Regions from separate parts of the Homo sapiens genome. Here regions 1 and 3 are each linked to region 2. Evidence: read pairs that join two places in POLR2A ChIA-PET (ENCODE). Cell type or tissue: OCI-LY7. All regions are shown on one strand. Links, peaks and the distances in the headings refer to the core of each region. The heading gives the core; the rest is flanking DNA. Region 1 has its middle 5.7 kb from the start of LINC01484. Region 2 overlaps CPEB4 (cytoplasmic polyadenylation element binding protein 4). Region 3 has its middle 16 kb from the start of CPEB4.

Evidence for each region. ChIA-PET counts read pairs that join two places held together with the same protein. Peaks named below come from ENCODE experiments on the same cell type or tissue, not always from the same donor. Only the 100,000 strongest peaks of a DNase experiment are listed, where the experiment ranks them.
Region 1: POLR2A ChIA-PET joins it to region 2 with 5 read pairs; 8 of 35 experiments call an interaction of 5 or more read pairs at or near these places.
Region 3: POLR2A ChIA-PET joins it to region 2 with 7 read pairs; 25 of 35 experiments call an interaction of 5 or more read pairs at or near these places.

The regions. Positions count from the first base shown.
Region 1 is chr5:173,746,556-173,757,254 of GRCh38, forward strand. No RefSeq gene overlaps it. Among named protein-coding and RNA genes, the nearest start is that of LINC01484, 5.7 kb to the left of the region's middle. In OCI-LY7, for the core only: no CTCF peak of the experiment used is centred there; no DNase peak of the experiment used is centred there.
Region 2 is chr5:173,923,349-173,928,348 of GRCh38, forward strand. The region is part of intron 2 of CPEB4 (cytoplasmic polyadenylation element binding protein 4); the gene reads left to right. Among named protein-coding and RNA genes, the nearest start is that of CPEB4, 38 kb to the left of the region's middle. In OCI-LY7, for the core only: CTCF peaks have their summits at 2,323 and 2,522; DNase peaks (open chromatin) are centred at 533 and 2,323; H3K4me3 peaks cover 653 bases; H3K27ac peaks cover 2,151 bases.
Region 3 is chr5:173,869,376-173,875,617 of GRCh38, forward strand. No RefSeq gene overlaps it. Among named protein-coding and RNA genes, the nearest start is that of CPEB4, 16 kb to the right of the region's middle. RefSeq lists a silencer at 5,541-5,699. In OCI-LY7, for the core only: no CTCF peak of the experiment used is centred there; a DNase peak (open chromatin) is centred at 2,996; H3K4me3 peaks cover 516 bases; H3K27ac peaks cover 358 bases.

The DNA.
Region 1 (10,699 bases), core at 2,162-7,161, 170 kb before region 2:
TCTAAACTGATTAAGACTGTCTCAGATACTTTGGGTTCACACTTCCTTGAGAATATTTTTAGAATACTTCTAAGCACATGTGTATGCCTTTAAAAAACAAAACCAAACAACGACAACAAAAAGACAAGGCCAGGCTCAGTGGCTCACCCCTGTAATCCCAGCACTGTGGGATTACAGGATCTCTTTGAGCCCAGGAGTTTGAGACCCGCCTCAGCAACATGGTGAAACCCTATCTCTACTAAAAATACAAAAAACTAGTAAAGTGTGGTGGTAGACACCTGTAGTCCCAGCTGCTTGGGAGGATGACTTGAGCCTGGGAGGAGGAGGTTGCAGTGAACTGTGACTGAGCTACTGCACTCCAGCCTGGGTGACAGAGTGAGAGCTTGTCTCAAAAAAAAAGTTTTAAAGAGACAGGTTAATATATACACCTCTTTTATCACTTGCCTTTTTACTTATCAGTATACCTTGGACATCTTTCTGTACATCCCACTCATGAATCTGCATTTCTCCTTTGACAACTACGTGGCATTTCTTTGTGGGTATTGCTGCCATTGATGTAACCAGTTCCCTCACTACTGAGGCAGTTGAGTTGTTTCCAGTGTTTTGCTGTTACAAACAGTATTCCAGTCAGCATTCTCACACATGTATCTTGATATATCCATAGGATAAACCCCTAAAAGTGGAATCACTGGGCCATAGGTGTGTTCAGTTTTAATTTGATGTGCCACATTATATCCAAAATAGTTTGTACAATTTACTCCATTGCCGCTAACATCTTGATGAAAAGTACCAAACATTTAGTGAGCATTGACTGTATTTCATACACCATGTTAAGGGATTTACATGTGCTATCTTATTTAATTCTCACTATAATTCTACTGGTAGGAACTAATATTATTTCCATTTTACAAATGAAAGAACTTTGGCTTAGAGTGATTAAGAGTATTTTCTAGGCGGGGTGCGGTGGCTAATGCCTGTAATCCCAGCACTTTGGGAGGCCGAGGCAGGCGGATCACCAGGTCAGGAGATTGAGACCATCCTGGTCAACATGGTGAAACCTTGTCTCTACTAAAAATACAAAAAATTAGCCCAGCGTGGTGGCGGGCGCCTGTAGTCCCAGCTTCTTGGGAGGCTGAGGCAGGAGAATGGTGTGAACCCAGGAGGCAGAGCTTGTAGTGAGCCGAGATCGTGCCGCTGTGCTCCAGCCTGGGCGAGAGAGTGAGAGTCCATCTCAAAAAAAAAAAAAAAAAAAAAAGACTTTTCTAAGCTTGTCAGTGACAGTACCGGGATCCCAACTCAGAGCTCTCTCAGTCTAAAACCTGTTCTCTTCACCAATACATTTACTCTTCATAACAATTGTGTGAGCTGGGCCCCATTATTCCCATTTCCAATGGGATTACTGAGGCTCCAAGTAGTTAAAGTGACTTGCTCAGGGACATAGAACCCAATCACAAATCTGAGCCTGACTCCAGAATCTGTGTTCTTCTCTTGAGACTCCATGCCAACTCCTCCAGGAAGCTCTCTGGGATTACTCCAGCCATCCTTATCATCTAACCCCCAAGAGCAGCTCCTTGGGAGCCCTGGGAATCTGCAGCAGGCATTTCAACTCAGAGTGCATAGGTGTGTGGGTGTGTGGGATCTCACAGATGTTGAAGTCAGACAGACTAGATTAGAAACCCCTATGCCATCTACCTTCTGAAGTGAACTAGGGCAAGAGACCCTCCCTCTTGGGGTCTCAGTTATTTCATCATTATGATGCTCGTTATTACTGTTGCTATTAGTAACATGATAACAGTGATTACCCCTTATGGAGAGCCTTCTCTGTACCGCCTTTTACAGTGGGTAGTGTTTTAGTTTAGGTCCCTCAGGAAGCAGACACTGAGACAATGATTTGGGGCAAGGTTTTTATTTGGAAGGTGACCCCAGGCATCTTGGTGAGAGACTAGGGAAGTGACACAGGGAACAGAGTAAAACCATGGGATGGTGTGTGATGGACAGGTAATTGCCAAGGCTAGCTGGGCTCCAGCCTGCTGGGGACCTCTGAGAAGTCATGTGGCTCACGCCATGGAATACCCTACCCAGGCAATCCTCAGTGGTTGGGGGTCACTCTCGCTTTGTTGACTACAAGGCATTCCCACAGCCTCAGGTGGGGGCTGGGGTACTGTCTGCAGGTGGCCAGTAGCACAGCCTCCCTGCAGGCAATTTACAGGAGCCTCAGAATGAATTAATCACCACTCACATTGTGTTTACCACTGACCTTGTGTTTTAATTATCATTGACCTAATTGCCATTGACCTTGTGTTTTTTTCCTGTGAGTTCTGTCACTCTTTGGAGGGTCTATGCCTTGTACCTCACTTGGGTTTTTTGCAGTACCATGTGGGGCATGGCATAAACCTCCATAAATTGAGGCTGATGATTTGAATCCTTCAGTCATCAGCAAATATTTACTGTGTACCTACTATGTACTACGTGCTGTTTAAGAAATTAGTAGACTTCGGCCGGGCACGGTGGCTCACGCCTGTAATCCCAGCACTTTGGGAGGCTGAGGCGGGCGGATCACCAGGTCAGGAGATCGAGACCATCCTGGCTAACACGGTGAAACCCTGTCTCTACTAAAAATACAAAAATTAGCTGGGCATGATGGCGGGCGCCTGTAGTCCCAGCTACTCGGGAGGCTGAGGCAGGAGAATGGCATGAACCCGGGAGGTGGAGCTTGCAGTGAGCAGAGATTGTGCCACTGCACTCCAGCCTGGGTGACAGAGCAAGACTCCATCTCAAAAAAAAAAAAAAGAAGAAATTAGTAGACTTCATTTTTTTTTTTAGCAGTTTGAGGTTTATAGAAAAATGAGTGGAAAATACAGAGTTCTCATCTACTTCCAAAGCCCCCCAATCCCGTTACCACCTGTTATTAACATCTTGCATGGGTGTGCTATATTTGTTACAACTGATGAGCCAATACTGATACATTTTTATTAACTAAAGCCTCTAGTTTACATTACGGTTCCCTTTTTGTGTTGTACATTCTATGGCTTTGCACAAAGGCATCGTGATATGCATGATGCCACTATTCCCTGTGATCCACCTATTCAGCCCTCCCCGCTTCCCGCCCCTTCCCTCCAACCCATGGCTCCGGTGACTTTTTCAATGCTGGGAGTACAGCTAGGACAAAATAAAATTTCTGTCTTCAGGGAGCTAACATTTTAGTAGGGAGAGGGATAATATGTAAGCCAGCAAATAACACACCCAAGTCCAGGCGATGATAGAGGCTGTGAAGAGAATTTGTGTGGCTAGGGGAGGGGAGCTCTTGTTTAGACAGGATGGTCAGTGAAGGCCTCTTTGAGGAGATGACACTTGAGCAGAGCCTTCTCTGGCCGGAGACCCAAGGAGGCCAGGCTGTGGCTCCGAGGACTGTGCTGCTGAGAGGCTGTGAAAGATTCCATAGGCCACAGTGGGTGGACCCAGAAAGGCACGTTGACCCCTCACAGTAAAGGGAGGTGTCATGGCTGAACTGGGTCCCCCTGGCCTCAAATTCATATGTTGATGTCCTACCCCTAGTACCTCAAAATGTGACCACATTTACAGAGAGCATTTTTTTTTTTTTTAGACAAAGTCTCGCTCTGTCACTCAGTCTGGAGTGCAGTGGCACCATCTCAGCTCACTGCAACCTCTGCCTTCCAGGTTCAAGTGATTCTCATGCTCAGCCTCCTGAGTAGCTGGGATTACAGGTGGGCACCACCACACCCAGCTATTTTTTTTTTTTTTTTGTAATTTTTAGTAGAAATGGGGTTTCACCATGTTGGCCAGGCTTGTCTTGAACTCCTGGCCTCAAGTAATCCACCCACCTTGGTGTCCCAAAGTGCTGGGATTACAGGCACGAGCCACGGCACCCAGGCAGAAAGAAAGAGGGTAAGAAGTTAAATGGAGCCATTAGGGTGTGCCCTCCTCTGGTATGAATGGTGTCCTTACAAGAAGAGGAAATTAGGACACAGACACACACAGAGGGAAGACCAAGTGAATGAAGATGGCATCGGCACACCAAGGAGAGAGGCCTCAAGAGAAACCAACCCTGCTGACATCTTGATCTTGGGTTTCTAGTCTCCGGAACTAGGAGGCAATAGATGTCTGTGGTTTAAGCATCCCAGACTGTGGTATTTTGTCGTGGCAGCTGGAGCAAGCTAGCACAGGAGGCACGAAACCTGCCCTTCCATTCCCCCAGCCCTCCCATCCCATGCAGAGGTGTTAGAGAGCATGATCTACTGTCACTGAAACAGTCTAGGTCCTAGAAGCTGCCTTGAGGTGGCCTTCCTTTCCATCTCGGGGGAGCAGAGCTAGCTGTTCTACCTGCCTTGCTCTATGACTCTCTGCTGGTTGTGGAGGCCACTCACGGAGGACCCACTGGGCATGTCCAGAACAGCATCACAGACATCTGCATCCTGACAGGCAGAGGCCAAGACCCCATTCTTCCTTCCACTTAGTAGTTGTGTGACCTTGAGTGGGTTACACCTTCCAAGCCTCAGTTTCTATATCTGTGCAATAAGGGGAAGTGAAGGTTCCTCCCTCCTGGGGGGGACCGGGGAACCAAATGAGTGACCGTGTGAGAAACACTCAGCCCAGCCCAGAACACAGATGAGGTTAGCAACCCTTTCATCCCATGTAGCATTTGTCTTTACAATGAGTCTGAGGGGGAGACGTTATCCCCATTTTATGCAAGAAACCTGACCTAAGGGCACCTTGCGGTGACCAGCCAGTCAACCCACAGCCTTGAAGAAGGGACCACCACCCCCTGGCTGGTTCTGCCCCCGATCCTCTGGTGGAGCAGGTGGTGCAGTTGGCTGTGGCACTGACATCACTGCGGTCCAGGCTGTGGGCCCTGGTCTTGTAAATAAGTCTCAAAAATTTGACTCCACTCTCCGTCCCTCCCTAGCCCCTTGAGTCAGCAGGACTGCCCTGAAACAGCTCAAGAACAGACTTTCCATGACGTTTCCAGCTTTTAATTTTCCTAGTTCCCTTCTAAATCACCTCTCTGGACCTCAGTTTCCTCATTTGAAAAAATGGGTAGAAGGGGTCAGTGCTTTCTCAGGCCTCCCCGCCACAGCAGAACCATCTAGGAATTCTGCCAGAAATGTCACTGGGGGAAGTCATGCCATGGTGACAGTCACACTTAATGACAGCTCTTATTGACTGCACATTTCCTATATCAGGTACTTTCTATACATCCTCTCATTTTATGTCTGACAAGGAGCCTATGAGGTGGTTGATACTGTCCCTATTTTACAGATGAGAAGACAGAGACCCAGAGATGCTCAGTGGTATTTTCAAGTCCTCATGGCCAGTGCATGGTAGAGCTGAGACTTGAAATCAAGTCTGTCTGGGTTTGAAGTCTGTGTCTCCTGCATCCTGACCCTGACCCCCCGTGTGTCTCGTGGCTTACAGTTTTAGGGTTTTGTTTTTAGGCAAAACACTGTTTTGTCTGAATTACAATTCAGTTCAGGTTTATTTTAAAATTCATAACAACACAGGTGACTTCCAAATTGTAGCAGCAAGGTTGGTGCCTAGAGCGCAAGTTTTACAGCCCAGGTTTTCCTTTGCTCTTCCTTGGGAGGGGAAACATCCTGTGCCATGAGCATTTGCTTTAATTTTTACATACACACACAGACACAGACACAGATACACACACACCCAGGGATAGATTCATTTCTCCAGCTCTCCTTTGAAATGGAGGGAGTAAGATCTGGCACAGTGGCTCACGCCTGTAATTCCAACACTTTGGGAAGCCAAGGCGAGTGGATCACTTGAGCTCAGGAGTTCAAGACCAGCCTGGGCAACATGGTGAAACCCCGTCTCCACAAAAAATACAAAAATTAGCCAAGCATTGTGGCACATACCTGTAGTCCCTGCTACTCGGGAAGCAGAGATGGGAGGATCACTTGAGCCCAGAAGGCAGAGGCTGAAGTGAGCTGTGATTGCGCCCCTGCACTCCAGCCTGGGAGACAGACTGAGACCCTGTCTTAAAAAAAAAAAAATGAAATGGAGGGAGCAAAGAACAGAGATATTGTTGAGGCTTGGGGCTGAAATTAAAGTTCAAACTAAAATCCTGAAGAGATTGACTATGCTGATTTCCTTTGGACGTTAAAAAGCCTGCCAGAAGGATGCTAATTGACAAGGCTTCCCAGGGCTTGGAGGAGTTTCCCAGAATGCACTGTGAGTGAGGCAGACAAGGCTGCACGGGCCCAGTTCTCTTTGTTCTGCATGTGTGTTGCTGCGGCATGGCATGATGGAGACAGATAAATGCGAAAACATTTTGTACACTGGATAGTGTACAACAAGGAGGAGGAGGAGAATGTGGCTCACATGGCCTGGTTTCAGGCTCAGCTTTGCCCCCAGCTAACTGTGTGACCTGGAGGAAGTTGCTTATCTGGGCTGCAGTCTGTCCCTAAGAAATAGTTGGACACTACAAGATCTCATTTTTCCATTTGAGTCTAAAAAAGATTACCTTGGCCAATGTGGCACAAAATTCTGTTTCCTAGAAACATACTCTTAGCAGCAGCAATGATAACAAAATATAAAAGTAGCTAATATTTATGAAGCACGTAGTATGAGCTAAGCACTGAGCAAAATAATTTTTGCATGGCCCATCTCACTTATATCTCCTGATAAAGGCACAAGCTGGATACTTATATTATCCCTACACTAAGGATGAGAAAACTGAAACTCAGAGAGGCTAAAGGATTGCTGAAGTCCCTGAGCTAGAAAGTGGCAGATCTAGGATTTGGAAATTTGGAAAACCAAATTTTCCTGCGTCCATGGTCTCCCCCTTAAGCAAAGGTTCAGGTCACAGTCATAAGCCTGGATGCAGCAGTGGAGATGGTTAGGGCTGATAGGCCCTCACTTCAGGGTCACCAACAAGCCAGAGTCTGATCTCCTCTAACGGAGTGTCCCTGGCTTCGGCAGGCAGTGCGGGAGCGTAACCGGATCTGCTTAGAGAGGCCCCAGCTTGCGCCATTCACTGGGCCAGAAACCTGAGCTGCTCCTGAGAGGGCTGGAAAACAGCCTGGGGCTTGGAGATTGGCTCACACTATCCCAGCTATTCCAACGCAGACTAAATGGCTTCTGGCCCTTGTTAATGGCGCCATCTCAGATCAGTGCCAGGGGAACCACTGGTCATTTGGGGGCACTGGAGGGAGCAGGGTAGAGGCGTGGGGTGATGGTGGGTGATTAGCAGCTCCCCTCTTCCTCCTCGCCCCTTGGTCCCTCTAGTTGACCCACCACCTTCCCCCAGTTGACGCAGCACAAATTTCTGGTGGGAGGGATACTCAGGTTTGGGAGTCCGTTTCATTCCTGCATGTTCACTATTTATAAGCCCAAGTCACAGCCTGCCTGGAAATTCCAGGCCACACTCCTGCAACCCAACCTGATCAAATATTCATGGAAGCCGATGAGCTGTCATCACCATGAATCCCACGATCTGCATTTATTGCTTTGACACTACTTTATAGGAATTACTTCTCCTCCTCTGCCCTGTGCCACATTTTCACCACCCTTCCCCAGTAAATCCAGCTCTGAGTAATTTATAAATCTGTAGCTTATCAAAATTGTGCTCAGGCCTCAACTTGGGAGAAGGAAACTAAATGGAAATTAATTTATATATTGGGCATTGATTACAGTGTAGACTCTTTTAAATGTTTGTTTGCAGAAGTGCATGGTAAGGTAAAAAGAATCTTTCAATCAGAAAGACCAGGTCTTGAGTCCCAAAGCTGCCTTTTGCAATGTGATAATAATAACTTAATTGAATCTGAGTTCATCGTGTCTCAGACAAGGCACTCACATGACAAGTCTATGAGCCAAAATATGTTATTATTATCCCTCCTATTTTTCAGATGAGGAAACTGAGGCACAGAGAGGTTACATAAATTGCAAAAGGCAAATCGCAAGGTCACATAAATTGCAAAAGGTAAATTGCTAAGCCCAATTTCCACATATTGGGAAAATAAGGGATAATAATTCCTGATTTACCAGGTACTTGGGAAGGTTAGATTCTGTAAAGTGGAGGGCTTAGCACATAGAATGCCTCCCATCCCCTCCCCTTCTCTCCCCTTCCCTTCCCTTCCCTTCCCTCCTGCCTTCTTTCTTGCTTTCCAATATTGATCAAGGGCTGCCATTATGTCAGGTCTTGTGCTTGGTCCTGGAGAGATGGCGTGAACCAGGCAAATGCTGCCTTCTCCTTCACTCTCTCTTGTGAACCTGCCATCTTGCAAGGTGCAGGCGATAAACCATGACCTTCCCATTGTTCCGTGTCCTCTGGCACCAGGAGGATCAGTATTTCCCCTCCTATGGCTTCTGCCTTGTCTCTGGTTCTGGGGGTTGGGGGAATGATTGGAAGGCCAAATCCAAGAATCTTTGTCGTCTGTTGCCCCTTTCTTAGCTTTTAATGTGATCAAAACTCTGGTCTGGACTGAAGCCTAGAGAAGTAGACATGTTTGCCCCAAGGCTGTCTGAGGAGTGAGGAGCTAGGGCAGGATTTGAACTAGATATGTCTGACCCAAGCCCCATGATAAGGCCGTGTGTTCTAAACTCAGGCAACTGTTATGGGTGCAAATTCCTTCCCTACTTTGAGCTAAAATCCCCAGCCTGCCATTTGCATCTGATAGTGTTCTATATTCTCAAAATAGAAGTCACTCTGGCAAATATTTGGCATTATATTTCTGTCTTTCCTAATGCTCCTCTGCTCTTCCAACTTTTTTTTATTAGAAAGGATGTTGAGTTCCTTTTTTTTTTTCTCCTGTGGCTCTTGCTGAACCTGCTACCCTTTGTCAAAGTGTCCCTTTAAGCAGTATGCCTGAAGTCGAATGGGCCACTTCCAATGAGGGCTAAAGTGCGGGAATGAGCAGGCTTCCCATCTCCAATAGTGAGTGCTTGCTTCATCAGCTTTTCTGTTGGGCACACCCTACAAAACATGATCTTTGAGTCCTCTGGAACCACCAGTTATGGGCGTGCTTCAAAGGGGAGGGTGCCTAGGCACCAACATGCATTGAGCACCTCATGGGTTCCAAGCTTAGTTCACACACAGTGTTGCTTTGAGTTGTCTCCATATGTCTCTGAAGCAGGTCTTATTAGTCCCATTTTGCAAATGAGTCAACTGAGGTTCAGAGAAGGGCTATAATTAGGATCACAGAACTAAGCAAAATCTCCCAATCTTTTTGCCCATGTGGTCAGGTTTTGAAGCCCAATGGGCAGGACCGATAACAACCACTGTGAAAATAGTGAGTTTGGATTCAGTTTCTCAGACGTGACATTCATAATATGTTGGAGTTCCAAATGTTTCAGGACCCAGAGTTGGGGTATGATCCCCAACTTCATCATTTCTCTGAATTTCATCATCATGGCATTCATAAATGTCACAAATGGGACAGTGTTGTGTTCAGACTCCTGAAGTCTCCATCAGAGACCTGCCCCATCCCAGTCTCTATGGTCGCACTGACCAGCACTTTTCATGTCTTGACCCAAGGACAAGAAAGAATCCAGTGAAAATATCTTCACTCCCGCCCCCTGCCACCAAACTTCTTCAACTTGTCCGAGTGGGTATTACGCAAAACCATTGTGGTGGGCATTGGTGGTTTTCAACCTACGTTTATTTCTTGTTTGGGGTTAACATTTTATTTACTTTGGGGAATAGAATAGATTGGAATATTGCTTTCGATTCTTCATTCCCCTTTAAGAGAATTAGACATCCATGCCCTTCATCACATGACTTTTCAGTATCTCTCCATTGAAGGGGAGAATTTGTCTCTCCAAGGGACTGAAGTCGAGCTTGGCCATGTGACTCTTGTGAACCGGTGGCACATGAGTGTTTGCGAGCTGAGCAGAGGCTCTAAATGTGTTTGTGTGATTTGGTCTTCTGTGCCCCTATTATCCGGTGAGAAAAACATGTGTCCTGGTCTATACAGGATGAGAGGGACACGGTACAGACCCAAACCCAACATTAGTCTAGAGTCAAGCCCAGTCCCTCCCAGCAGGGACACAACTTTTTCTCAGATTCATGAGTAAGAAATAGAAAGGCTTGTTAGCATAAGCCACTGAGTTTTGTAGTTGTTTCCCAGAATTAGTGCAGTGATAACTGATTAATGACTACAGGGGTGCATCCCCTGTCCCAGGCCTTCAACACCAGGGTGGGGACCATGACCCAAGCTTGGTCAGGAAGCGTATCTGTGCCGACGACTCCTGATTTCCCATCTCACCCACTGTCCATTCTCTGCCCAACCCTCACCTGCTCCAAGCCCAGGCCCCTTCCTCCACTGCAGCCCCCACCTGACTCTGGTAATGCAGTTTCCTTTCCTGCCTCTCAAGCCAATGGGAGGCAAGAGAGTCTCCCTGTGGCTAGGTGCAGGTGCTCAACACCCTTGTGGGCTCCCTTGTCTCACATCTTAGACCTTTCATTCATTTATATTCCAAATCCCCACCGCACATACTGTCTATTTCCAAGTGAGATGGCCTGGTCCAGACCACACCCTTCATCCCAAATTCTAGATGCACCTGGGCAGTCACTTACACTTCATTTTATCCCCCAATTGAGAAAATAGGGATTATGCTGTTGCCCTTTCAATGCTGCCATGAGAGAGAAATGGGATCACGGATAAACAGTGGCTAGGCTTGTGTTATAGCCGCACGGTGGATTTGCAATACAGGTGAGTTCTCTGGGCCT
Region 2 (5,000 bases), core at 1-5,000:
AAAAGTCTAATTAGATCTCTTGTGGCTTCTCTCTCTTATCTCTAAAGTTCTCAATCATTTACACTGACTTAGCTTGTGGTCCCTAGAGATTTCATAAGTTTATCTTGGTGTTTTTTTATGTTCATGTCAGCACAGAGAGCCATTTGTCAAAATTATTTTCACCTTGGGGCCAGTTCTTTATTCATTGGTTCTTTTAATATATGTCTCTTGTAACACATGCTTCTTTTAAGCAAACTTTTTGCAAGGTAGGAGAATTTTAATTTACTGCCTTGGCTTTTTTTCTGGATTGCTTTAATTTTTTCTACTACTTGGTCTGTTTTTCCACTTTTCTTTCCATTATATTTTTTTCACCTTTTTTTTTCCAACTGACTTTGGCTGGCTTAGCTTGGACAAAAACTACACCTAGTTTTGCCGAGTTTTTTAGAGCTTAAAAAATTGCCATTAATCTCTGGTATCATAACATCCTCTTAAGGCAAGTTATCTTGTTGCTCTGTCCTCTAAATGTAGCATCTAGAGTCAGAAGGCTTCTGGCAAGGATAAAAATAGCCTTCCTGCTTGCTGGTTTGTTGTTAGCTTTACTGGCAGTAGGAAATCTTTTGAATTCCTTAATTGGGTCAGCTTCTTACTAGTTTCTCTCTGGACATTCCCTTCTGCCTGAAATTCTTAGATGCTTTTAGATCTTGCAGCTTCGCACCTGCCCCGAGTTGTAGTCAAAGCAGTCCTTCCCTTCTATGAAACCTTCCTCCATCTGTAGAAACATATTCCATTGACCTCTCCCATCTTACAGATAAGTGTTATTTTCTTTTGCCACTACTACAATCTGTTTTTCAATCATCATATTACAATTGAAACATTAAATTTGGGGTTTTGGTTCAAAATGAAGATCCTCTCTGGTTTTATTGAAAAGAAAAATTTTAGGTTGAATTTTTGAAGTTTTCATTAAAATTATTATGTATCTTTGCCAGTTTGGCTTTGATGAAAGTAAGGGGTTAGGTTTTGTTCTTTTCTCTCTTCCTGAGAAGACTTATATCCCTGTTTTTAACCAAGGACACTAGCAAATTCTCATTTTTCTGAAGCTGAAATATCCCCCAGATTTGCCCCTCCCTTTTCCAAGGTTCCAGTTTGGAACTTTTTGGCCAAAATAAATCCTACTTGTCCTTTCTCTTACAAGTGGAAAATTGTTGGTTATCTTCGGCTTATTACTGGGGAAGGGAAAGGAATTAATTTTGTTAAGTACCTACTGCATATTGAGGGATTTTTTTTGGCATTCTGCAAACATTATCTCAAGACTGTCTCACAACAGCTCTGTGAAGTCAATGGAATTATCTCTGTTTTCCTGAGGTTCAGCAAAGCTAAATAATTTGACTTAGGTCACAAGATGATACCGGCTTGACTCTACCCATTACACTGCATCTTCCATGGCAGAGAGATCATCAACTGCTGACTTTGCTTCATTCATTTTCCACAGTTGTTTATTGAGCACCTTTCTCTGCTCCAGGCTCTGGGGTAGCACACCCAAAATCCATAAAGATCTCATTGCCCTACAGCAAGAGATTAAAACAAGTAATGTAAATATGGTGTAATAAGTGTAAAGAATACTGGAAGGAGTACAGAGGGTTATCTGAATCAAAGCAAGGATGATGTGGGGCAGGGAAGGCTTCTCATAAGATGTGAGGCCTAGCAGGGGAACTGCTGGGACAAAAGTGTGGAGGCTTGAGTGGTAAGACATTGAGGGGCAGAGAGAGAGAGGAGGGCCTTCTAGGTAGAGGGAGTTACCCAGAAGTTGAAGTTATGGGCCAGCAGTTCTGAATGGCTGGAGTGCCTGATGTGGGAAGGGAAATGGCAGTGTGGAGAGTTAGGAAAGCCATTAATTCAAAGATTTTTGTAAGTACTGGCTTTTGAGCTGAAAGCCAAATTTGTAGCAGAGAAGGGTTTTGTTTAGCCTAAACTCTGTGTGTTTAGTGAATTTTAAGTGGCTCTTTGGGAGGGGACAAGACTCTTCAGCTGATATCTGTCTCAGCCAGTTCCTTCTTTGTGATTTTGCATGGGAATGTCTTTGTTGGAAGTTGGTTGTAGCACAGATAGATAAGGGGGTAGAATAAGCTTACTGATTTTGATTTGGGGAGTTATTTTTGTGTCAATACACTAAATTATTAAAAATTAAATTTATACCATTAAATTATAGAACATATTGAATGCTGTTTTGTTCATATTGCTATGTCTTCTGCATTTGTGTAAGTATATAAAGTTGGCATTCAAAACCAGTGGATTTATTACACATTTCTTGAGCTTTGCTGTCCGATGTCCAGGTCCCCACAGCGCCATCTTGCTGCAAGTCTCAAGTGGAGTTTGTAAAAACAGAAGATGTGCAGGGGTAGGAGGACTACCTCCTTTAAAATATTACTTATGACGGTATAGTTTTGATTTACTTAGATGTGAGCTAAACAAAATTAGCAGGAGCAGAGGTAGGAGCAGCACTTCTAGTTAGGCAATCAACAACTGCAAATGTATGTGTATGTATATATTTGTGTGCATTAGAAATTTTTAATGGTGCTCACTGAAGACTCCTCTGCAAACACCCTGCTTTTCTTTGGAGTATCCACATTTTTATAGGGTGAATCAATCAAAAGTTGATCCTTAAAAATTTTATGCTACTTGTCACTTTAGAGTTATTCCCTATTATCATTCCTTGGCCTGCACCATGTTGTCAACATTGTTGGCATGACTGTGAAAAAGAAAAGCTTATAGATAGCGTGAAATCTAATTGTGCTGCAGATACATTTGATACTTTTTGGTGTTTGTGTGTTTGAAATGGCAGCATTTATTTTTATTATTTCCTGTTGAATTATCAGTAGTAGTAATATCTGGATTATTCTTTAGAAAATAACTTATTTTACCTAATTAATGAAAGTAATACTTATATATACTGCTAATGTAAAGGAGGATTTCCTCTGGTCTTTTCTCCTTTTATTTTTTGACTTGGTTACTTTAGTTAGTGTCTTAAAAGGATATGATAGTACATACTGTTCTTTTTAGCACCTCCTGCCCCCACCTATTCTAAGTCAGTCTGTTGGTAAATATTGGTTCTTCCAACTGGCAAATGCTTAGCATAGAATTGCCTAGTTGACGTATGGATCTTTTCTAGGTTGTAGGATTTGGTAGTGTAGATCCCCAGAGTCACACTGTATCTGTTGCCTATATTTGGCTAGGTTGAGTCATGTCACCAAATATAGCCTATGCCTTCGGCATGATGTATGCCAGGCTTCTGGTTCCAAATTCTGCAGCTGGCCTCCAGAGACTACTGCTTTTCCTGTCATAATGTTCCTTAAGATTAGGGCTGCTGACCAGGCAGTATTTTTTATATTTATAACAAAATCAATACCAAGAGCCTTCAAAGATTGAATTTTGCTCATCAAATAGGTTCACATGCTGAAATCCTAATGCCTTCCTTCTCCCTTTAGAAATTAAATTCTGAATGTGCCCAAACCTGGATAATGATTAAAGATAGATGAGTTCTTGGCTGGGCACCGTGGCTCATGCCTGTAATCCCAGCACTGTGGGAGGCTGAGGTGGAGGCATCACCTGAGGTCAGGAGTTCGAGATCAGCCTGGCCAACATGGTGAAACTCTGTCTCTACAAAAATACAAAAAAAATTACCCGCGCATGATGGCGGGTGCCAGTAATCCCAGCTACTCGGGAGGCTGAGGTGGGAGAATCACTTGAACCTGGGAGGCGGAGGTTGCAGTGAGCCAAGATCGTGCCATTGCACTCCAGCCTGGGAGACAGAGCGAGACTCTGTCTGAAAAAATAAAATAAAAAAGATGAGTTCTCAAAAACCCAACCAGACAAAACAGCAGGCAGGTACTGGGTTATATTAATATTCAGACATCTCAATTTTTATTTTATTATACTTTACTTATGAAATACTGGTGTTTTGAGTTCAGTGGAATGAACTCATCAAATGCTCACCTGGTACCCAAACAGGACACTCAAGATGCCTAGGTATTAAAAGCTCTAATTCCGAAGGGGGCTTTAATGTAAAAGAGGTAAGAAGGTTAGCCAGAAGCTGAAATGATTAGGTAAGAAAGTTAGTTGTTGCTTTGTAGCTACAAATAAAATTTGGTGAGTTCATTAAAAAGATGTTTCCAGCCAGGCGCAGTGGCTCAAGCCTGTAATCCCAGCACTTCGGGAGGCCGAGGCAGGAGGATCACGAGGTCAGGAGTTGAAGACCAGCCTAGCCGGGTATGGTGAAACCCTGACTCTACTAAAAATACAAAAATTATCTGTGTGTGGTGGTGCTCGCCTGTAGTCCCAGCTACTCGGGAGGCTGAGGCAGAAGAATCGCTTGAACCCAGGAAGCAGAGGTTGCAGTAAGCTGAGATCGCACTACTGCACTCCAGCCTGGGTGACAGAGTGAGACTCCATCTAAAAAAAAAAAAGATAGATTTGAAAAAATCCTTGAGAAAACTTATGCCTACGCAAAAGCCTGCGTGCACATAGATGTTTATGACGGCTTTATTCATAATTGTCAAAACTTGGAAAAACCAAGATACCCTTCAGTAGGTGAATATAGATTAGTAAACTGTGATCCATCCAAACAATGGACTATTATTAAGCACTAAAAAGAAATGAGCAATCAAACCATGAAAAGATATGGAGGAACCTTAAATGCATATGACTAAGTGAAAGATGGCAATCTGGAAGGCTGCATACTTTATGATTCCAACTGTATGATAGTCTGGAAAAGGCAAGTCTGTGAGACAATAAAAAGGTCAGGGGTTGGGGGCTGGCGAAGAGGGATGAATAGGGGGAGCACAGAGGATTTTTATGGCAGTGAAACTACTTTGTATGATACCATAATGGGTGGATACATGTCATTATACATTTGTCCAAACCCACAGAATGAATACCAAGAGTGAACCCTAATGTAAACTGTGAACTTTGGGTGTAACAAATGTATAGGTTGGTGCAAAAGTAGTTGCAGTTTTTGCCATCAACCT
Region 3 (6,242 bases), core at 1-5,000, 54 kb before region 2:
CAGGCATTCCTGATTCAGGGGATGTCCCAGAAGCCACCCTGGAAAGGCAGTGGCCTCCTCAATACAGAGCTAAAATACAAACGTGAGACTTCCTTGAAGCGGATCGAGGCAGCCAGCCCTGTGACTGGCAGCTGAGTTCAGAGAACCAGCCAAAGCAAAGCCGTGTTTCCTTTGCACATAAAGCATCCATTCTCAGCCATGCACACTGGCACAGACACTCACAGACCAGAGCCTCAAAGGGCTGGACAAAGAAACAGACACAGGCAAGAGCAAAAGTTTTTTTTTTCTTTTCTAAATGCAAAGCCCAGATAATACTCAACATGTATATACAATTTTCATATGAGCTGAATTTTTTATAGAAAAGGCAGAGACTTCTTGTGCCAAAGTTTTGGGGGCAGATGGCTGGGGGGTTGTTTATAAAGACAGATTTATAGCCTGTGGCCCCTTCTTCATGGGCTGAAAATACCCCGGCTCTGTTTCCCCCATGTTTCTCATTTTCCACCCATCTTCTCCTTTTCCCCTTTTCGTTTTTGATACCTTTCAGTGGCCAGCCCTGGCCAGCTACCCTTCAGTAGCTACAGAGATGAGCTATTCAAACCTTCCTCCAGAGCCCTACAGTCAGGTAGGGGAGACAGACAAGAAAAGCCAATAATGAAAATACAGAATAAGGCCAGGTGTGGTGGCTCACGCCTGTAATCCCAGCACTCTAGGAGGCCGAGGCGAGTGGCTCACCTGAGTTATCAGGAGTTCGAGACCAGCCTGACCAACATAGTGAAATCCTGTCTCTACTAAAAATATAAAAATTAGCCAGGCATGGTGGCGGACACCTGTAATCCCAGCTACTTGGGAGGCTGAAGTGGGAGAATCACTTGAACCCGGGAGGCAGAAGTTGCAGTGAGTGGAAATCACATTGCACTCCAGCCCGGGTGACAGAGCAAGACTCTGTCTCAAAAAAAAAAAAAAAAAAAAAAAGACAAGACAAGACACTAATAGAGCAAAGGAAATATACATAGAGTGGGGAGGGGGCAGGTGGGATCAGAGGGGATTTTCACGATATGTTACCACTGGTACTGACTGACCAGATAGAATGATTCCATGACCCATTGGAATGGACTCCAGCCTTTACATGGGATTTGGTGACTATCAGCTCATGGTAGAATAAGAGAAAGCTTCATGGAGGAGGTGAAGACTGAGCTGAGGTGTAAAGGGCATGTTTGTGAGGCAGGCATATTTGAGATGTGGCAGTTTCGGGCCAAGGGAACAGTAAAGGCAGAGAGGCAGGAGAGAAAGTCCATTAGGGGAACTATCAGGACCTCTCCATCGCTGATCCCTCGGAGGCCCAGAGTGGTCAGTAGGTATCTGTTGAATTAATAAAAGAATAATGAGTCAATGAATGAAGTGGAAAATGTGTGGTAGGGGGGCATAGAGGGTGAGGCTGAAGAGCAGCAGGGAGGCAATAAGATAGCTACCATTTATTGCAGTCTGAGATGTGCCAGAACTTTACGCAGATTATATTATTCTATCCTTCCCATCAGGGCTAGCTAAATTGTCTATATTGTATGAGTGAGGAACCTAGAGCAGTCCCAGGCACAGAGAGCGTGTTAGACAGGTATTAGTATTACCCCAGAGTTACAGATATGCATGTTGAAACTCAGAGAAATAAGGTAACAGTTTGTACAGCCAGGCCTTTCTGACCCCAAATCTCATTCTCTTATCTCAAATCCTAGAGGAGAGTACGGCCATTTAACTTACGTGAATTTTGCTATACACATTTGCGGGGGTGGTGGGAAAGGAAATTTTAAGAACATGGGCCATTCTTCTCATCATGATCTATGCCATGGAGTAAACGTGGGGCAGAGCCTGAATCTAAAAAGGTTGCCTTCACTCCTCTCAGTTCCTTTGGGCCTCTCATGGCCAATATGTCTAGGTGTCCACATGATTTCCATACAACAAAGTTCCTAAATGCAAGCCCCCTACTTTACTTGGGCTCAATCAAAGAAACAGTGATGTATCTGGTCCAACCATGGACATTAAACAATCACTCTTCCTGTATCATGCACATTGATAGACAAGTTAGGAAATTGTTGAAGATGATTTTTACAATATCAATGCAGTCCGTGTTGTCTTTGGAATGTACTGGCCCCAGGAAGGTGCAATTATGCCCAGGGCAGCCTCCAGGTTAGGAATGGCCAGCTGGTCTGTGGGTTAAAGACCCTTGCCTTGGCAGCCATCTTTGTGCCCCTTTGTGCTTGGAATGCCAAGTATCTTCTGATTTTCAGTGGCCAAAGCAACCAGATATTATCTGAAAGCCAATAGTGGTTTTCTCAGCTATGGGAACATGATGAAGACCAAAAAGACCACACTCTGGTGTTGTGGATGCCATCCCTTGGCTTTCCACCACCCTGGTCTTTCTGTGGTTAATTTTTGGCTCCCAGAAATGAAGGCTCCATAACAGAGCTGGAAAGCTCTCTCCAGGGCACGAAGGAGCTACCGAGCTGAGACCTCTCTTTTGACATCTGAACATCAGAACCTAATCAAGGATGAGGACCATTACTTGGACCCGTTTTTCTAAGGTGACTCAGCCTGACAAGGCCCTAAATAACATCCAAATATTATCCCACACTGGGAGAAAGAAAGAAAAATAAAATCAGGCTACTTCATCATTTGTCTCTCATGAATGCATCTTATGAATATTTTCCTTTAAAAGACTAATCTGCTGAGAACTTGGAAGAACGTATTTGTGTGCATTCATTAAGTCTCCAACTTAGAGGCACATTCTGGGACTAATTATTTTTTAACTAACTAATCAGCATGTTTCATTCATAAATTGGGATTTATCAGTATAGCACATGAAAGGAGAGAACATATTATTATTTTAATTTGGTTAATATGCAAAAACGTGCTGTGTTTGTAATGACCTGCTTTCACTGAATAGACACAGCCTGGAAATAGTAGCAGCTTCCTCTAATGAGGGTTCTGGCTCCTGGCCCCAGCTGCTCGGCACTAGAAACTCAGTTTGCTCTCTGACCCATCAGCGTTTGTGCTTCTCCGGTGAGGAGGCAGGAGTGATTTCCTCACAAGGAGAAAAACCAAAGGCCTTGTGTTTGCTCTGCTGATGGAACCAGTTACACCCGCTTTGTTAGTGGGAAGAAAAAGCATGGGGGTAGGGGCGGAGAGTGGTGGTTGGAAGGGGTTATCACACACACACACACAGACACACACACACACACACACACACACACACACACACACACACACACGCTCCCAGAGGCCCAACTCCATTAATAAGAGATTCCACCATAATCTAGTGATTCTTGTATCTTACTCTATTGCGCCCATCATCCATGTGCAGCTTGTCTACCATGCAAATAAGTCCTCTGTTCTGAAGTCCCTTGATAAAGGGATTTATTTACCAGCCTAAACTGGTTATCCCATTTGCCCCTGCAAATGTGTGGTTCCTCCTTGCCTCTGAGCTGTCACACACGCTGGTTTAGAGCCACTGAGCCAGGGCCTCAGGTTCATGCAGCCTGTCAGGAGCCTGGGTTGTCTCCCAGACCCCTGCAAACATTCGGCCCAGCTTTGAACCTGAATCCTCTTGCCCCTCTGATTCGGCTCAGCTTTGAACCTTACTCGTCTTGCCCCTCTGATTCGGCCCAGCTTTGAACCTGAATCATCTTGCCCCTCTGGCCAACAGCACTGCTCTGGACTCACCTAGAAGGGCAACGTGGGGCAGGCGTCGCCACTGGCCTTTCTGTGACACGCTGGAGTAGGGTCCAGCTGTATTTTTTCTGTCCAGCCCTGGTGCCAGCCTGCTGAGGTCTCCACCCAGACACATCCTGATGTGGCACATTCTAGAGCCAGGCGCTGCTTTTGTGTTTTAAAGGAGGACGTTTCCTCTTCTGTTTTTTTTTTTTTTTTTCACTGTAGAAGCTCTTTTTACATTCTGAAAGAAATACACATGCTCATTGTAGAAGATTTAGAAAAAGCAGAAAACTATCCATTAAAATTCAATCTATAATCCCACTAGCATGAGACTACCCGCATGCACACTGACATTTGGGGTGTTTGCTTCTGGCCCCTTGTGCCTGTGGCAGAACAGGTCTTCTCCAAGAGGGAGAGTGACCTGGGCTTCCTCTATTTGTGAAGCTCTGAGTGTGAAGCAATACTAAAACAGAATGAAAACCATTGTGCCGTATTTTAAATGTGTATATTCTTGATATATTGTGCACAGATATACTCTTGCCATTTATCATGTGACTCTTACAACAGTGTATCTGTGACTGTGTGTGACAGTGTTTAGAGTATTCCTGTGATTATTGTATAACTGCATTTACAGGTCACGTCCAAAGTCTCAATTAGTGAACATAAGACCTGGTCAAATGGCTCTCCTGGATCCCTTCCCATAACCCCATGGGCATTTGTACTTACATCATATCGGAGATCATACTGCATTCATATTTTTATATTTTGACTTAATACTATTTTGTTAACCTTTTCACAAGTTAATAAAAATTCTTCCACAGCAAGCTTTTAGTGGGTAACCAGCATTCTACTATGTAATCTTACTACCTAAGCTTTCACCCATTATTGAACATTTCAAATGGCCAATTTTTTCCCCATTATAAATAATACTGCATTGAACATCTTTCTGTGAAAATCTTTGCAACTCTCTGGGGTTATTTCCTTTGGATGGAGTCCTAAAAGGAAAACTAATGGGCCACAGGGTAGGAACATCTGAGAGTATCTTGTTTCATGTTGCTTGATTTGTTTCCAAATAGGTGGTATTGATTTATCCTGAAAGTTAGAACATTTTCACTATCTTATTTAGTCTTTAATTGCACAAGTAATTCACAGGAATACACTCTCCTTGTACAAAATTTAAGAAAGTAAGGCCTAAGTCTCTTTTAACCACCCCCTCCAATCCCTGAGGTAGCCACAGTTTTCAGCTTAACAAATGTCCTCTAACAATGCATTTATTTAGTTATCTGTGTTCTTACATAAAATTGCATTACCTATAAAGTATTAAAAACTTGCATACTTCTATAACCGTAGAAAATGTAGTATTTTTGTGTGTGAATTTTTTACATAAATGGTGTCATAATGTATAGGTATTATGTGACTTGTTTATTGCCTTCAGCTGTCTGTCTTGGAGCTCTTCCTTTGTGCATATAAATCTACCTCATGCTGTCTAACTTTCCATATGTTTCCATGGGCTACATATAGGCTACATATTTGGATCCTCCCAATTTTTTCATGTTTACAAATAGTGATGCAATATAAACACTTTTACACAAGCGATTTGAACAAGATTTTTCTCTACTTGAAATCAAATGGTATAATTACTGGGTCATGGGATATGCACACTTTTAATTTTAATAGATGCCAAATTAGGCTGGGCATGGTGGCTCACACTTGTAATCCCAGCACTTTGGGAGGCTGAGGCGGGCAGATCACTTCAGGTCAGGAGTTCGAGACCAGCCTGGCCAACATGGTAAAACCCCGTCTCTTCTAAAAATACAAAAATTAGCCAGGTATGGTGGTGTGTGCCTGTAATCCCAGCTGCTCAGGAGGCTGAGGCAGGAGGATTGCTTGAACCCAGGAGGGGGAGATTGCAGTGAGCCGAGATCACGCCACTGCACTCCAGCCTGGGCAACATAGCGAAATTCCATCTCAAAAAAAAAAAAAAAAAAAAAAAAGAATCCAAGTTGTAGAGGACATTTTAAATTACTTTTATTAGGAATATTCTAGAATGTTGTGGATTTGGGCTTAATTATCAAGGATGTAATTCTAAAGTGTTCTATTATGTAGGATGTCACCCAAAGGTCTTTTCATGTCTTCATTCATTCCCTCCATCTCCATCTGCTCTGGGCCCAGGGTGGCCCACTCACCTGCAGTACACAGTCAATGAATGCAGGTTAGGCACTTTCCCCTTCACCCAGCCCCACCCTTTCAGAGCCCCAACCTGACACCTGGTTCCCTTCAGCACCTGCCAAGACCCTGCTCATCTTTCCAGATAGAGCTCACATGTCCCCTCTTCTTGGAAGCCCTCCCTAGAGTGCAGGCTGTGTAAAGCAACCTCTCTTCAGTGTCCCCATGGCACCCTTATTTATTGGCTTGTCATGCTTACTGCAATTTGGAATTTAGTCATCTCTACCCCGTTAAAATGGACAGTCTTGGGCTTTCAATGGTGCAGCATTTGGGTGTCAACTGATAAATATGGACCACTGACTGAATGACAAATG